Linked DNA regions of Homo sapiens: region 2 is linked to region 1. Evidence: chromatin loops called from intact Hi-C (ENCODE). Cell type or tissue: heart left ventricle. All regions are shown on one strand.

What was found. Hi-C counts contacts between places; a loop is a spot of excess contacts. Peaks named below come from ENCODE experiments on the same cell type or tissue, not always from the same donor. Only the 100,000 strongest peaks of a DNase experiment are listed, where the experiment ranks them.
Region 2: it touches region 1 in a loop (15-fold over the local background); 4 of 110 quality-filtered maps call a loop at or near these places.

Annotation. Positions count from the first base shown.
Region 1 is chr7:69,456,687-69,459,186 of GRCh38, reverse strand. No RefSeq gene overlaps it. Among named protein-coding and RNA genes, the nearest start is that of CT66, 140 kb to the left of the region's middle. RefSeq lists an enhancer at 785-1,300. In heart left ventricle, no CTCF peak of the experiment used is centred here; a DNase peak (open chromatin) is centred at 1,106; H3K27ac peaks cover 260 bases.
Region 2 is chr7:69,515,234-69,517,733 of GRCh38, reverse strand. No RefSeq gene overlaps it. Among named protein-coding and RNA genes, the nearest start is that of CT66, 81 kb to the left of the region's middle. In heart left ventricle, no CTCF peak of the experiment used is centred here; no DNase peak of the experiment used is centred here; H3K27ac peaks cover 854 bases.

The DNA.
Region 1 (2,500 bases):
TATACATATATATACACATATATACATATATATACACATATATACATATATATACATATATATACACATATATACATATATATACATATATACATATATATACATATATATACATATATACATATATATACATATATATACATATATACATATATATACATATATATACATATATATACATATATATACACATATATATACACATATATAATATACATATATATACACATATATATACACATATATATACATATATATATACACACATATATATATATACACACACACACACACACACACATATATATATATACACATATATATATATATATATATATTTTTTTTTTTAGACAAAGCCTGGCTCTGTCACCCAGGCTGGAGTGCAGTGGCATGATCTTGTCTCACTGCAACCTCCGCCTCCTGGGTTCAAGTGATTCTCCTGTCTCAGCTTCCCAAGGAGCTGGGATTACAGGCATGCACCGCCACACCTGGCTATTTTTTTTTTACATTTTTAGTAGAGACGGGGTTTCACCATTTGGGCCAGGCTGGTCTTGAACTCCTGGCCTGGGATTACAGGTGTGAGCCACTGTGTCTGGCCATGTTTTATATTTCGGTATTACAGATGAGCAAACCAGGATTCAGAGGCATGAAGCGACCTGGGGTGTGGTTGGGATTTCAACTGGAGCGGATCCATTTCCAAAGTCTGGACTCTTTCTTCTGTATTGCATTGCATTTTTCCTCCCACTGCTGCCTCTTCCTACTCTGTAAAGCTCTAATGACACATTTTGTTTCCATGAGCAAGCCCCCTCCCTCCCAAGTGAAGTGGGAGCATTACGTCTTGTGCAGGTTTCTCTGTCCACGGCAGGGGATGTTTTAGCAATTACTTTACACTCTGTTTAATCCTACGGGAGTCATTACTGTTGGAGGGTAACAATAAAACAGGCTCGTTGGAATTTCCTGAAGGTAAGGCTCTCCTCTAAACAGTTTCATTGTGCTAAACAGTAATGGCAGAGGCTGTTCCTCTCCATGACCACTTTGATTGGCAGGGAAATCCAGACTACAGGCTGGAGCCCATAGTCTCTTCTTTTGTCATGGGGATTGGGCCACGTTCCAGGCACCATTCCAGGGCTAGAGCCAAAGCTGACGAATGTCTCTGATAATCACCTTCCCCCAACTTCCAGCCCAGCCCTTTGTATTCTGCAAATATTTCCTGAGTGTCCACTCTGATTGTGCTGCCCTGGGGTGAGATTTGAGACAAAGTCTCTGCTCTCGTAAGTTCCCTATCTAGTAAGAGATAAAGACAAGTTAATACAAATATGGCAGTTCAACAGTTAAAGTCTGTAGGAAAAGAGGAATGGATTACTTTTTTGCAGGGAATCCAAGAAGTTTTCCAGGAAGGATGATCTCTGAGTTGGGCTTTGAGAGATTAAGAACAATTTTCCAAGTCATGTGGGGGTGAGAGTAGGGGACATGTTTAAGCAGAGGAAACAGCACGTCCAAAAGCATGAAGCAGCATTGTGTCTGTAATAGTTAGCTATTACTGATAACAAATCCTCCCAAAACTCAAGGGCTTAAAATGATAATTATTTCTCATGAGTTTGCCTGTGGGTTGGTGGATTTAGTCTGGGCTTAGCTGGGGACTGGCTTTGTTCCATATGTCTCTCATCCTTTTCCTGCTACCAGATCACTAACAAGTCTGTTGTGGCATTGGCGGAGGTAAAAGCCAGGTAGAAACATGCACTGTTGGCCCGCTGCAGGGTGGCTCACGCCCGTAATTCTAGCACTTTGGGAGGCTGAGGCGGGTGGATTGCCTGAGCTCAGGAGTTCGAGGCCAGCCTGGGCAACATGGTGAAACCCCATCTCTACTAAAAATACTAAAAATTAGCCAGGTGTGGTGGTGTGTGCCTGTAATCCCAGCTACTCGGGAGGCTGAGGCATGAGAACCACTTGAACCCAGGAGGTGGAGTTGCAGTGAGCTGAGATCGTGCCACCACACTCCAGCCTGGGCAACAGAGCAAGATGCTGTCTCAAAAACAAACAAACAAAAAGTACTGTCATTTTGCCACATTCTCTTGGCCAAAGTAAGTCACATAGCTAAGCCTGGAGTCAAGAGTGGGGAAGAAGCCCTTCCCATGATAAAATAACACTGCAAAATTAAATGACTCATGGTATGGAATAGGGATGGGTAAAAATTTGGGGCCATTAATGCAATTTACCAAGGAAGAGTTTCTCAAAAGTGGCCTTATTGACATTTGGGGCTGGATTCTTCTTTTTTATGGGAGACTGTCCTGTGAACTATAGAATGTTTAGCAGCATCTTTGACCCCTACACCTGCTAGATGCTTGCAGCACCTCCACTAGTAGCAATCAAAAATATCTTCAGGGGAATATACATCATTTTACCATAAAGACACATGCATGCATATGTATGAATGGAGTGCTTCCTTCAGGGTGACTTTTGACATCATTGCAGCACTATTTGCAATAACAAACAAAGACAT
Region 2 (2,500 bases), 59 kb before region 1:
ACCTGTAATCGCAGCACTTTGAGAGGCTGAGGTGGGCAGATCACCTGAGGTCAGGAGTTTGAGACAAGCCTGATCAACATGTTGAAACCCCATCTCTACTAAAAATACAAAAATTAGCCGGGCATGGTGGCACGTGCCTGTAATCCAAGCTACTCGGGAAGCTGAGGCAGGAGAATTGCTTGAATCCGGAAGGTGGAGGTTGCACTGAGCCCAGATTGTGCCACTGTACTCCAGCCTGGGCGACAGAGTGAGACTACGTCTCAAACAAACAAACAGACAAACAAACAAAAACAGCAGCAGCAACAAATACTCACAATGGGCTGGGTGTGGTGGCTCATGCTTGTAATCCCAGCACTTTGGGAGGTCGAAGCAGGAGGATCACTAGAGCCCAGAAGTTCAAGATCAGCCTGGCCAACATAGCAAGACCCTGTCTCTATAAAATAAATAAAAAATACTCCCCACCTCCAGTTACTAATAATGTCCTGTGTGCCCTTTTTGAATGCAGTTCTTCCTCCCCATCCCTTAGGGATCACCACTCTGCCCAGTGTCTGTCATATGTATAAATGTTTGTGTACTTTCCTCTTTTTTCTTTTTTTTTTGAGACAGAGTCTCACTCTGTTACTCAGGCTGGAGTGCAGTGGTGCCATCTCGGCTCACTGCGGCCTCCACCTCCCGGGTTCAAGTGATTCTTGAGCCTCAGCCTCCTGAGTAGCTGGGATTACAGATGTGCACCACCACGTCCGGCTAATTTTTTAATCTTTTTTGGTAGAGACGGAGTTTTGCCATGTTGGGCAAGCTGGTCTGGAACTCCGGACCTCAGGTGATCCACCTGCCTCAGCCTCCCAAAGTGCTGGGATTACAGGCGTGAGCCACTGTGCCCAGCCACGTTTGTGTACTTTTACAATGTGGAGCCACACACAACCCTCAGTTTATATGTTTTAAAATTTCATGTGAATGACATTAGACTATGTAGACTTCTGCAAGTAGCAACATCATGGTTTGGGGTTGTCCTGGTTGACGTGTGGAATCATGGTTCCTCTGTTCACACTGATGCATGGTGTTCCCTGGTCTGAATACACCGCGATCCAGTACCCACTCTTTGGTTTCTCACTGTTACAAACATTACTGTGCCGAGTACTCTTAGGCAGAAATACTTTACTACTAACATTTTTTTAGGATTGCTGGTGCATGGTGATAACAAAAAGCAGACAGACTTTTGGTCAGTTTCTTATTGTTTTTGAATTTCTAGAGACAATGCAACCTTTATCAATGCTCCCAGTGAGGACCCCGCCCGTCACTGCCCTGAGTTCTCCACTGTTCTCTGAGGCCATCTTTGTGTCTATTTCCTGACCTGCGCCTGATGTCTTTAACGTCTGTTTCCTGAGCTCAGCTAGCCTGCCATCCCTGACTCCATGTACCAATTCTCTCTCACGCTGGGCCCTGGCTTTCCTTGCCCCTTTGATTATACAATTTCCAGCTATTCTAGGTGAAAACCTCACACAGTCTTGCCCCAGATCCTGTTCCTCTGGCTTAGATGCTCTTGGCAAGTATCCCCGTTGAATTCCTCAGGCCCTAAGAACGGAGATAAGAAGGGGACATGTATAGAGTTTTCTCTGAATTCCCACCACCCCTCACAGGCACTGGTGCAGAGAAAATGCTCAGTGATTAAATGATGTGCTGAACACAAGGGAGGCATAAAAATGGAATTTGATGAATGTGGTATAGGGCCAGGGTTACATAAGATCCTTCTAACAATACAAGTAGATTGATGCTCATCAAATAGAGAATCTTTTATGGAAACACTACGGCACATAAGCCGTTATTTAAGAGGGCATAATAAATTTCATGTTTCCTTTCACCTGACTGCATTCCTGAAGAATATTCAATGTTCAACACCCACACTTGCATACACACTCAGAGGCATACGCACCAACACTTCCATTTCCTGAAAAGATTCAGTGATAATCTATTTTAGGCACTGCTAAGCAATTTAAATAGAAGGCTACCAAGTTGTCTTTTTTAGTAAACTTTTATTGAAATATAACAAGCACACAGTGCACAAATCATGAGTATGCAGCTCAATGAATATTCACAAACTCATCTGGTAATCACATCTCAGATTGAGAAACAGAATATACCAGTTCCCCAAAGCCCCGTGTATGTGCCATTTCAGTCACTACACACCACTATCCTGAGTCCTAACATTATATGTTAGTTTTGCCTGGTTTTGAACTTTAGGCAATTGAAATCACACCGTCTATACTCTCCTATGTCTGACTACTTTCGCACAACGGTAAATTTGTGAGATGCGTCCAACTCATTGACTGGGGCCTAATTCATTCATCTTCATTCTTATATTGTATTCCATACTGTGTGAATGTATGACAGTTTGTTCATTTTGATGGACATTTGGGTTGTTTCCAGTTTTTTTTTTTTCTTTTTTTCTCTTTTCTTTTTTTTTAAAAAAAGAGCCACTGGGCACAGTGGCTCATGCTTGTGT